Linked DNA regions of Homo sapiens: all the other regions are linked to region 1. A link is a contact called in ENCODE Hi-C or POLR2A ChIA-PET data. All regions are on one chromosome and are shown on one strand. The core of a region is the stretch at or near the end of the contact, and the rest is flanking DNA. Distances in the headings are between cores, read along the strand shown.

Evidence for each region. A loop is a pair of places that touch in the nucleus more often than their neighbours do. ChIA-PET counts read pairs that join two places held with the same protein, here RNA polymerase II (POLR2A). Pooled maps may share reads with other maps.
Region 2: a loop to region 1 is called in a pooled map, with 5 times the contacts of the local background. The contact joins the promoter of ISOC2 here to the promoter of NDUFA3 in region 1. A Hi-C loop is called at or near these places in 1 of 168 maps with a recorded cell type or tissue (naive thymus-derived CD4-positive, alpha-beta T cell), 1 of 37 single-sample maps with no recorded cell type and 8 of 50 pooled maps. POLR2A ChIA-PET finds 5 or more read pairs at or near these places in 1 of 52 experiments (HEK293).
Region 3: a loop to region 1 is called in a pooled map, with 10 times the contacts of the local background. The contact joins the promoter of KMT5C here to the promoter of NDUFA3 in region 1. A Hi-C loop is called at or near these places in 7 of 50 pooled maps. POLR2A ChIA-PET finds 5 or more read pairs at or near these places in 2 of 52 experiments (SK-N-SH and WTC11).
Region 4: a map of naive thymus-derived CD4-positive, alpha-beta T cell shows a loop between it and region 1 (22-fold over the local background). The contact joins the promoter of PPP1R12C here to the promoter of NDUFA3 in region 1. A Hi-C loop is called at or near these places in 4 of 168 maps with a recorded cell type or tissue (B cell, CD8-positive, alpha-beta T cell and naive thymus-derived CD4-positive, alpha-beta T cell), 3 of 37 single-sample maps with no recorded cell type and 10 of 50 pooled maps.

Annotation. Positions count from the first base shown.
Region 1 is chr19:54,101,452-54,104,333 of GRCh38, reverse strand. It overlaps NDUFA3 (NADH:ubiquinone oxidoreductase subunit A3), which reads right to left and starts at 1,479. Exons shown (of 4, transcript NM_004542.4): 1 at 1,446-1,479; 2 at 1,146-1,220. The coding sequence starts at 1,455. RefSeq lists an enhancer at 714-1,690.
Region 2 is chr19:55,460,231-55,463,112 of GRCh38, reverse strand. It overlaps ISOC2 (isochorismatase domain containing 2), which reads left to right and starts at 1,471. Exons shown (of 6, transcript NM_001136201.2): 1 at 1,471-1,601. It overlaps C19orf85 (chromosome 19 open reading frame 85), which reads left to right. Exons shown (of 2, transcript NM_001386794.1): 2 at 1-112. RefSeq lists an enhancer at 1-86.
Region 3 is chr19:55,338,467-55,341,348 of GRCh38, reverse strand. It overlaps KMT5C (lysine methyltransferase 5C), which reads right to left and starts at 1,473. Exons shown (of 9, transcript NM_032701.4): 1 at 1,392-1,473. RefSeq lists silencers at 1-76, 1,322-1,381 and enhancers at 1,402-1,471, 1,781-2,554, 2,555-2,882.
Region 4 is chr19:55,116,195-55,119,076 of GRCh38, reverse strand. PPP1R12C (protein phosphatase 1 regulatory subunit 12C) reads left to right here and starts at 1,440. Exons shown (of 22, transcript NM_017607.4): 1 at 1,440-1,854. The coding sequence starts at 1,534. RefSeq lists enhancers at 1,085-1,364, 2,325-2,404, 2,805-2,854, 2,209-2,882 and silencers at 1,425-1,504, 1,695-1,774, 1,795-1,894.

The DNA.
Region 1 (2,882 bases), core at 230-2,729:
AAACCTTGTCTCTACTAAAAATACAAAAATTAGCCGGGCGTGGTGGTGCTCGCCTGTAATCCCAGCTACTTGGGAGGCGGAGGCAGGAGAATCACTTGAACCCTAGAGGCGGAGGTTGCAGTGAGCCATGATCAAACCATTGCACTGTAGCCTGGAAGACAGAGCGAGACGCCATCTCAAAAAAAAAAAAAAAAAAAAGCTGGCCGGGCGCGGTGGCTCACGCCTGTAATCCCAGCACTTTGGGAGACCGAGTTGGGAGGATCACGAGGTTAGGAGATCGAGACCATCCTGGCTAACACGGTGAAACCCCGTCTCTATTGAACATACAAAAAATTAGCCGGGCATGGGGGCGGGCGCCTGTAGTCCCAGCTACTCGGGAGGCTGAGGCAGGAGAATGGCGTGAACCCGGAAGGCGGGGCTTGCACTGAACCGAGATCGCGCCACTGCACTCCAGCCTGGGCGACAGAGCGAGACTCAGTCTCAAAAACAAAAACAAAAAATTAGCTGGGCGCCTGTAATCCCAGCTACTCGGGAGGCTGAGGCAGGAGAATCCCTTGAACCCAGGAGGCCGAGGTTGCAGTGAGCCGGGATCGCGCCACTGCACTTCAGCCTGGGTGAGAGTGAGACTCCATCGCAAAAAAAAAAGCTACATTTTAACAATCCCCCGCCCCCATCCCTGCAGGAACTCCGGTGCTAATTAAAGTGTGAGTAGGGCAGTTCCAGGGCAGAGGGCAGAGATTTTCAATCAGCAAGGCACATTGGGATCATACGGGGATTTTCACAAGACACAGATTCCCCAGTCCCACCTCCACCCAAGCCAACTCAATTCAGAATGGGGGAGAGGAAAGATGAAAAGGAGGAGGAGGATCTGGACTTTTTTTTGGTGCTCAGGTGTTAAGGCATAAGCAGGGTTGAGAACGTCTCATTTAGAGGGGTTAAGAGCGTATTGGGTAGGTGGAGAGGAACGCGGGGGGCGATGGTGGAGAGGTTATAATGGGTATGGGGATAGATAAGGGGATGCCGTGGGGGTGCAGACACACTAGAGGGGACCCGAGGGCGGCGATAGGGCTTTAGGGGTACAAGATGGAGGGATGTAGGGGGACGGGGGTGGACGATGCAAGTTTGCGCCTGGAGCACTCACGCACCGAGGCCCCCGACGACGAAGGACACGACCAGCACTGGCTCCTTGTCCCAGGCATTCTTGAGGAAGGCGCCGACTCCTGAAGGGGTGGCAAGAAGCGTCACCCCTGCAAGTAGCTGCCCCCGGTGACCTCTAACCCTCTCGTGCCACCCCTGCCCTGGAGGAGCCCCCTCGTGACTTCTGCGTTCCCCTCCAGCACGGACCCCATCGCTTCCACCCCTGCCCTGCCGCACCTCAGTCCCAGGACCGCCCAGAGGTTCCCAGAACTACCCGAGCCCCGTGCGCCACCGGCACCTGCACTTACTCGCAGCCATCTTTGTCTCCGCGGCGGCGACAGCGGCGAGGACGCGGAGCACCCTGGGAGTTGTGGTCCCTATGCGCGAGAACCCGCTCCCAGGGCTGCGCGTGCGCCCTGGAGCACAAGTAGAGGCGAAAGCAAGGACGCGGAGCACTCTGGGAGTTGTGGTCCCTCTGTGCGACGGCCCGCTTTCGGAGCCTGCGCGTGCGCACTCGCGCAGAACAAAGATGGAGCCGTGGAGGTAAAGGAAGTGGTGTCAGGAGCAAGCGCAAGCCTGACTTTGCGGACCTGCGTGGAATCTCCTTAGTCTCAGCCTAGAAGTCGCTCCGGAGTGACTAGTCCTCCTGCTGCGACCCACCTAAGGCGGAACAAAATAGTCCCCATTTTATAGTTTATGTATGAAAGCCCATTTTACAGACGAAGAAACTGAGCCCGGGAGAAGGTGAATGACTAACCTGTCCTTCGAGGTCTCAGCTCAACATCGGCTCGTCCTGGAAGCGCTAGGTCTCATCCCAGATGGGTTAGGAGCTTTCTGCGGGCTCTCACAGTGCTCTGTTACCGCCATTATAGCTCAGATCACTTAAGAAACTGACCTGGTCTGGGCCAGGCGCGGTGGCTCACGCCTGTAATCCCAGCACTTTGGGAGGCCGAGGCGGGCGGATCACGAGGTCAGGAGATCTAGACCATCCTGGCTAACATGGTGAAACCCTGTCTCTACTTAAAAATACAACACAAATTAGCCGGGCGTGGTGGTGGGCGCCCGTAGTCCCAGCTACTGGGGAGGCTAAGGCAGGAGAATGGCGTGAACCCGGGAGGCGGAGCTTGCAGTGAGCCGAGATCACACCACTGCACTCCAGCCTGGGCGACAGAGCGAGACTCCGTCTCAAAAAAAAAGAAACTGACCTGGTCTTGGTCTTTCAGTCGGACTGGTAGCTGCTGCTTGAGAGCAGTAACGGAGTCTGAGTTCCCTCTGTGCCTGCCAACATGGCACAGCGAGGGTCTGGCACGTAATAGGTTCTAATTTTTTTTTTTTTCTTCTGAGATTGAGTCTAGCTCTGTCGCCCAGGCTGGAGTGCAATGGCGCGATCTCGGCTCACAGCAACCTCCGACTCCCGAGTTCAAGCGATTCTCCTGCCTCAGCCTCCTGAATAGCTGGGATTACAGGCGCGCGCCTCCACAGCCGGCTAATTTTTCTTTTTTAGGAGAGACGGGGGTTTCTCCATGTTGGTCAGGCTGGTCTCGAACTTCCCGACCTCAGGTGATCCACCCGCCTTGGCCTCCCAAAGTGCTGGGATTACAGGCGTGAACAACCGCGCCCGGCCTAGAGGGGCTAATTTTTATCTATCTATCTATCTAACACAGTATCACACCAAGAGCCTGGCACATAATAGGTGCTAATTTTTCTCTGTCAACCAATCTATCAATCGATCAATTAATCACAGC
Region 2 (2,882 bases), core at 222-2,721, 1.4 Mb before region 1:
AGGATTCAGCTGTGAACGAGGCAGACGGGACCCCTGCCTCAGGGAGCTCCCTGTTCTGTGTGCATGTGTGTGTTTTGGCGGGGAACAGACAATAAAAGAGTATATCCATGCATTTTTCAAAAAGCAAGATTCATTTCCAATTCAGATTGGAGTTAGTGCTGAAAAGAAAATAAAACACAAGGCCGGGTGCGGCGGCTCACACCTGTAATCGCAGCACTCTGGGAGGCCAAGGCAGGCGGATCACTTGAGCCCAGGAGTTCAAAACCAGCCTGGGCAACAGAGTGAGACCTCCATCTTTACAAAAAAATTAAAAAATTAGTCAGGTGTGGTGGCGCATACCTGTGGTCCCAGCTACTCAGGAGGCTGAGGTGGGAGGATCGCTTGAGCCCGGGAGGTTGAGGCTGCAGCAAGCTGTGATCGTACCATGGTACTCCAGCCTGGGTGATAGAGCAATTTTTTTCTTTTTTTTGATGTTTCAAAAAAATTAAAAACAGCGACCTGATGGAAGGGCTACCTGACACCAGGTGGTCAGGAAAGGCTTTGAAAGCCTGGAAGGTTGGGCCATGGGGAGTCCTAGGATTCCAGGCTGAGGCAGCACACGTGCAAAGGCCCTGCGGTGGGACATTGAGGGAAGAGCAAGAGGAGACCCCTGTGGCTGGAGCGGAGTGAGCAGGGGGAGTGGTGAGAGGCGAGGTCTGCACGGACCAGGAAGGCCGACCATGAATTGGGAGGAGTTTGGATTTATTCCAAGACAGATAGGAAATTCTCTCTTTCTCTCAACCTCCATTTCCAAGCACAGAGTCTAAATTATTCTAAACACCACCCGAGGAGGCAGGTGCTGTACAGATGGGGAAACTGAGGCAGCACAGAGCGCAAAGGACAGGGGGGCGTCAAATTCCTCACTTGATCGCTCCCTCAGCCAGCCCCTTCCTGGAAAGTGCTTGGGTATCTTTGTAAGCCTCCGTTTCTTGAGAGAGGGCCAGGTTTCGAACCGCAGACATGCCTCTACTCTAGGTAAGACCCCTCTCTCTCTCTCCCGGCCTCGGCGGTCTGCTCTGTGCAATGGGGCCGGCCGAGACGCCCTCTCTCCAGCCAGAGTCTGAGCCTTCGGAGACCACCGCGCGACTCCGCCCCGTCGGCCGCCACTCACGCCCTCTACGGCTCTCCATTGGCAGAACGACCTGCTGCCCCGCCCCCACGGCGCCTTTGCGAGCTAATCATTTTCTTGAGACTGACAGCCTTGCCGGCACCGCCCCCCCTGGGGCGGGAGCAAAGCAGCTGCATATGCGGATTGGTTGAGAGGCAGGGGGCGGGGTGAGTTGGTGAGCGCCGATTGCGGGCAGAGGCAGTGGCACATGCGGATTGGCCGGAGAGAGCGGCGAGGCAGAGCATGATGAGTGTCGATTGGACGGCTGGGCCCAAGTGGGCGGAAAACGGACGGTGCAGGGGGTGGGCCACGTGTCCAGCCCTAACGAAACGGTAACCAGCCCTGGGAAGCCCGCAAGAGGCCTCAGCGGTGGCCGTCCGAGAGCCGAGAGGTGAGGGTGCCCCCGCCTCACCTGCAGAGGGGCCGTTCCGGGCTCGAACCCGGCACCTTCCGGGTAAGTCCTCTCTCGCTGCTGGCGCTATTTGGAGACCGACCTTACCGCCTAGCAGATGGGGAAACTGAGGCTCTGCCTGGGCGTCCCGGGCCAAGGTCACAGGACCAGAAGGAGGACTCCACCTGGCCCCGCCAGAATTGGCTGGCCAGAGATTGGAAGCGTCCCCGGGTCGCGCCTGCCGCCTCTGTAACAGCGCTGGGGGGTGGGCAGGTTTAATCCCCATTTCTCCGACGAGAAAACTGAGGCTAAGACAAAGAGAAACTTGCCCAAGGTCACACAGCCAGGAAGTCCGGGCTCCAAGGCCGGGTTTCCGAGACCGGGTGGGGAAATCAACGGCCCTACCCCGCCCCCTGTTGCCGCCCACCTCCAGCCACGCCCCCTTTGGCCTTGGGTACCCTCCACCCAGGCTGAATCTCTCCTCGTTCCGCAGGACACGCCCAACCCTCTCCAGCCCAGACCTCCCCTTCACATCTCTCTCTCTCACACACCCACCCTCACCCCAATTTTTCATCTCCCAAAAACCAGTTCCCCTCCCCGGGATCCCCTATGAATCTTCAGATCATGCCCCTCGCTCGACCAGAAACTGGGGGCCTTTCTCCCCGACTTTCCCCACCGTCCCAGCTGCCCCTTCCTGACTCTCCCCTGTCCCACTGGGCCCCAGCGCCGACCTCCTGCTCTCTGGCCTTTTGCCTCCAGTTCAACCGCACGGCGGGGGCCTGAAGCCATCTTTGTATTTTGCATTTTGAACACTTTTTCTGGAATAATACCACAAACGCAGAAAATCGAACGGTTTGCAAATACACAGCTTAAATAAATATTTATAAAGGGAGCACCCTGGTGTAAACAAGTATCCAAAGAAAAAAGTCAAACATGCGCCACATCCCAGGATCTCCCGCCGTCGTCGTTTCCATCACTGTGGTCCAAGGGCAGTCACTGTCCTGGCTTCTGACGCCATAGATCAGTTTTGCCGGGTTTTGGCTTTATGCCAACCCTTTATTGTATATAGTATTGACTAGACAACTTGTTGCACATTGTCCAGAATTCAGAAGAAACAGAATAGGACCCAGTGAAAAGGCTCCTACAGACTTCCCCGGTGCCTGGTTCACCCGCCTGAGTCTCCCGTTTCTTGCTTGTTTGCCAGAGATAGCAGATATAGATATAGGCAACACAGACACATTTTCCTCTCCCTTTTTTCTTTGGCACAAAAAGGAGCATTCCATACACACTGTTCTGCTTCTTTTTCACTTCTCTCAAACATGTTTTCGTATTGTTACTTAAAGA
Region 3 (2,882 bases), core at 224-2,723, 1.2 Mb before region 1:
AGTGGTCAGGAGGCTCCGGGTGAAGCCCCAGGCAGCCTGGAGGCGGGTGACGGGAGGGAGGGCAGGGGAGGGATCCCAGCACCTGCTCCCTCTCCAAGGATTCCAGGGGAGGGGGGCTCAGAGGACAAAAGCGGGGGTGGGGAGGGGAGCAAAGGAAGACTATGGGGAGGCAGCACAGGTCAATATTTACAAAAACATTTTTTTAAAGCGGAGCCAGGAGAGAACGGAGAGATGAAGAAAACCACCCAAACCCCTAACCCGGACGGAGGGCCAGCCTCGTCCCCGCACCACGGCGCTCGAGGCTCATCCGCGCCCAGGAGAGGAGGAGATGGGGCAGGGCAAGGAGCGGGAGCTGCAGAGACGGCTGTGGAGGGGTCGGGGACAGACTGCGAGGCTGCGGGAGAGAAAGAGGGGGCGCTGCAGGAGGACGCCAGGGACAGCGGGGAAGCTGGAGAGGGGGCTGGGGGCAAGGAGAGAAACGCACAGCGGTGGGCACGGCAGGGGGCTGTGGGAGGGAGAAGGCTGCAGCCGGGCCTGGGGGCGCTCAGAGGGGTGTGAGGAAGGGATGGGGGTGCCAGGGAGGACAGAGAGCGGGGAATGGCCTAGGGACTCAGGGAGGAGCCAGACGGGAGACCTGGGTCGGGGGGCGGTCCAGGGATGGCGGAGAAGATCCTGGGTGTCCAGTGAGTGAAGGGCCTGAGAGGGCGGACAGGGGCCCAGGGATCCAAACGGGCTTGGTGGGGTCCTGGGGGATCCAGGAAAGGGAGACCCTAGGGAAGGGCCTGGGGACCCAGGGAGGCGCCTGGGTAGGCGGTGAGAGCCCAGGGCAAGGGACCTGGAGGGTCAGAGGCCGACCTCAGGGTCCAGGGAGTGCCAGGAGAGGGACAGAGGGGTCAGGGAGAGGTTCTAGGGCACAGAAAGACCTAGAGGGTCCAGAAGGAGGCCTGGAGGGTGAGAGGAGGTCGGGGATTGGCCCTGGGAGTGCAGGGAGGTCCCGGGGGTGAGAGAAGGGTCAGGGAGAGGCCCTGAGGGTGCAGGGAGAGACCTGGGGGTGCAGGGAGAGGCCTGGAGGGTGAGGTCAGGGAAAGGCCCTGGGGGGTGCAGGGAGAGGCCTGGAGAGTGACAAGAGGTCAGGGAGAGGCCCTGAGGATGCAGGGAGGGCCGTGGACGTAAGAAGGGGGTCAGGGCCCGGGTGAGGAAGCACAGGAAGGAGGCTGCAGTGCCGCGGAGCCCGAGGCCCGGCGAGGGGCCGGGAGACGTGGGCGCCTGGACACGAGGAGGGGCCGGGCGGGGTGGGGGGCAGTCGGGGCAGGGGGCGACTGGGGAGCCAAGGCGGCGCGGGGCTGGGGCCGTGAAGGGGCTCAGAGATCGGGCCCCGCGCCGCCCCTCACCCGCTTCTCCTCCTCCTCCTCAGGCGCCCGCGCCGCCGCCGCCAACACCTCCCACAGCCTCCTTCGGCTCTCGTCAAACACTGTCGCCGCACCTCCCATCTGCTCTCCGGGCCAGCCCCGCCAAGGCCACTGAGGCTTTCTATTGGCCACAGCCACCGCCACTCCTCCGTTGCTACGAAGCTCACGGCGCTCCCATTGGCCAAGCCCCACTCTTTCCCTCCGCGCCCGGCTCTCGTCAATACACAGATAAAACCCCGCCACGCCCCCGCCGCCGTCAAACGCCGCGAACTGTTGTCAGTGGTTCACATCGCTGTCCTTTAGTCGCTGCCATGGAGACTTGTCCCGCCTTCGCTCACACTGGGGCTCGAAATCGACGCACTCATTGGCCGAAAGCGCAGTCTCTCCGGGCGAAACTCGGTTTGGGTCGGGTTATTCAGGTCCAAGTGGAAAGAGGGCGGGCTCTGCCAGCTCCAGTAGTCGTATATGATTGCCTGGCCTTGGGACAGCTCCTCTTTCCATTGGGTAAGGCCTCCGTCCATCACCATAGAGTCGCGGCCTCCCTCTTCTATTTCTCCGAGGAAAGCTTCGGCCACAGGAGGGAGAAAGCCAGACCCGGCGGGAGGGAGGCGGTGAATGCGCGCGCACCGCCATCCCTCTCCCCTCCCGCCCCGCGAGGCCTGCGGTTACCAAGGCGACGAAACTTTATTGACAGCTCTGCCTGGCTACAAAGGGCTCCTCAGTCTCTCTCCCTCCCTCCCCGTTTACACCGTTGCGTTTTGGGAGTATCCACACGCACTCTGTGGGACCTTCCCGCGATATGAACGGGGTCGGATGGAGGGAGGGGAGGCTGAGGGAGGAGTGGGGACTTTTGAGACAAGCCCTGACTCCTGGGGCGCTCCCCTGGGGCACCCCCTAATTGGGATCACCCCCCCTACCTCAATCCTAGAGGCAAACGTAACTAACAATTCATCATAATTACGCCGAGAATAATAAGCTCCACACTCAGAACAGGCGGTCTTTGTTTGCTTGTTTGTTTGTTTCGCCACAGCCATTCTTCCCTTAACGACACTGATACCATCTGGGCAGTGCGTGCTCAGGCGATGTCGTCATCCTGCCAGCATCCTAGAGCAACATCACTCACACCTACGTGGCAGGGCTGCTGGCACCTGGGCTGTAAGGTGGCCGGCGGCTCCTGGGCCACACAGCTGTGCAGCATGTTACTGTCCGGTAACACAATGTAGGCGCTTGTGTGTCTACACATATAGGATCACTGTCAGACATGCGCTCCACTGTACAGCTATAGATCGTGGGCACTTAAAACAATGCATGCCACAGAGTAGGTGCTGTTTTGGTGTGCTGTTTTTGGTGTTTTGGTGTGTGTGTGTGTGTGTGTGTGTGTGTGTGTGAGAGAGAGAGAGAGAGAGAGAGAGAGAGAGAGAGAGAGAGAGAGAGAGAGACAGAGACAGAGTATCGCTCTCTCGCCCAGGCTAG
Region 4 (2,882 bases), core at 191-2,690, 1.0 Mb before region 1:
GATTTTTATGGGACTCTTCCTGTCACAAAGTGCCAGCCACCTTCCCAATCTTGAGTTGGGCGCGGGATCCGTAAGGTGAAGATCAAGGTGTGCTCATCGCTTGGGCCCGCTGAAAGGTGATTCGCCCCCCACCTGCTGGAACTCCTTGCCCGGGACCACCAATCCCAGCATGCCTTGAGAGCGCGCGAGGGCCTGGGCGGTTCCCAGGAGGTCCGGGTGGGCGCAGGAGAAGCGCGGGCCAGTGAAAGCTCTGAGAGCCCTGTCCCTGTGGACACTGTGTCTTGGGTTCCTTTACTCGGTGTGGCTCAGGGATTACCATTAGGGAGTGGAGTGTGGATTTCTCTTGCCCCGAGCCCTAAATGCCTTGGGGCCCTGCCTTGCACCCCACTGTGCTTTTAGGGGTGTGGCCCTGTGGGCTACATTTCCCAGCGTGCCCTAGGATCGTGGTCCTGACCTTTTCACCGCAAATTTCATTTCCCAGCATGCCCTGCGAGGTCACCCAGGGAAGCTTGGAAGTGGACTGTCTTTCATGGCTTCTAGGTTGCGGACTCAGTTTCCCATGGTGCCCTGGTGAACCCATTCATTCATTCATTCCAAAAATATTTGCGATCAGGTTCTCTCAGGTTCTGTTCTAAGAACCGAGGACAAGTAGTGCACAGAAGACAAAAGATCCCGCTCTCGTGGAGCTTATTTCTAGTTAAGGGGTCAGGAAAAAAACCAAAATAAATAAAACCCAGCTGGGCATGGTGGCTTACGCTCGTCATCCCAGCAGGATTACAGGCCGAGGCGGGCGGATCATGAGGTCAAGAGATCAAGACCATCATGGCCAACATGGTGAAATCCCGTCTCTACTAAAAATATAAAAATTAGCAGGGCGGGGTGGCGCGCGCCTGTTATCCCAGCTACTCTGGGGACTGAGCCAGAATTGCTTGAACCTGGGAAGCGGAGGTTGCAGCGAGCCGATATCGCGCCACTGAACTCCAGCGTGGCGACAGAGCGAGACTCCGTCTCAAAACAAAGAAAACAAAATAAAACAACAATAACAAAACAACTCTGCCTCTCCCCGCACTCCCTCCCACGCGGCTGTCCAGTCGAATTCCTAACTGCCCCGGGGCAGTCTGCTATTCATCCCCTTTACCCGGTGCTACACACTTCCTAGTATGCCGTGGGGCACCCCTCCGGCCTGTAGACTCCATTTCCCAGCATTCCCCGGAGGAGGCCCTCATCTGGCGATTTCCACTGGGCGCCTCGGAGCTGCGGACTTCCCAGTGTGCATCGGGGCACAGCGACTCCTGGAAGTGGCCAAGGGCCACTTCTGCTAATGGACTCCATTTCCCAGCGCTCCCCGCGACCTGCCCAGCACACCCTGGGGCAGCGCCGTGACGTCAGCACGCCGGGCGGGGACCGGGAGATCCTTGGGGCGGTGGGGGGCCAGCGGCAGTTCCCGGCGGCCCCCGGGGCGGGCGGGCGGGCGGGTGGTGGCGGCGGTTGGGGCTCGGCGCTCGCTCGCTCGCTGGGCGGGCGGGCGGTGCGATGTCCGGAGAGGATGGCCCGGCGGCTGGCCCGGGGGCGGCGGCGGCGGCTGCCCGGGAGCGGCGACGGGAGCAGCTGCGGCAGTGGGGGGCGCGGGCGGGCGCCGAGCCTGGCCCCGGAGAGCGCCGCGCCCGCACCGTCCGCTTCGAGCGCGCCGCCGAGTTCCTGGCGGCCTGTGCGGGCGGCGACCTGGACGAGGCGCGTCTGATGCTGCGCGCCGCCGACCCTGGCCCCGGCGCCGAGCTCGACCCCGCCGCGCCGCCGCCCGCCCGCGCCGTGCTGGACTCCACCAACGCCGACGGTATCAGCGCCCTGCACCAGGTCAGCGCCCCCCGCCCGGCGTCTCCCGGGGCCAGGTCCACCCTCTGCTGCGCCACCTGGGGCATCCTCCTTCCCCGTTGCCAGTCTCGATCCGCCCCGTCGTTCCTGGCCCTGGGCTTTGCCACCCTATGCTGACACCCCGTCCCAGTCCCCCTTACCATTCCCCTTCGACCACCCCACTTCCGAATTGGAGCCGCTTCAACTGGCCCTGGGCTTAGCCACTCTGTGCTGACCACTCTGCCCCAGGCCTCCTTACCATTCCCCTTCGACCTACTCTCTTCCGCATTGGAGTCGCTTTAACTGGCCCTGGCTTTGGCAGCCTGTGCTGACCCATGCAGTCCTCCTTACCATCCCTCCCTCGACTTCCCCTCTTCCGATGTTGAGCCCCTCCAGCCGGTCCTGGACTTTGTCTCCTTCCCTGCCCTGCCCTCTCCTGAACCTGAGCCAGCTCCCATAGCTCAGTCTGGTCTATCTGCCTGGCCCTGGCCATTGTCACTTTGCGCTGCCCTCCTCTCGCCCCCGAGTGCCCTTGCTGTGCCGCCGGAACTCTGCCCTCTAACGCTGCCGTCTCTCTCCTGAGTCCGGACCACTTTGAGCTCTACTGGCTTCTGCGCCGCCTCTGGCCCACTGTTTCCCCTTCCCAGGCAGGTCCTGCTTTCTCTGACCTGCATTCTCTCCCCTGGGCCTGTGCCGCTTTCTGTCTGCAGCTTGTGGCCTGGGTCACCTCTACGGCTGGCCCAGATCCTTCCCTGCCGCCTCCTTCAGGTTCCGTCTTCCTCCACTCCCTCTTCCCCTTGCTCTCTGCTGTGTTGCTGCCCAAGGATGCTCTTTCCGGAGCACTTCCTTCTCGGCGCTGCACCACGTGATGTCCTCTGAGCGGATCCTCCCCGTGTCTGGGTCCTCTCCGGGCATCTCTCCTCCCTCACCCAACCCCATGCCGTCTTCACTCGCTGGGTTCCCTTTTCCTTCTCCTTCTGGGGCCTGTGCCATCTCTCGTTTCTTAGGATGGCCTTCTCCGACGGATGTCT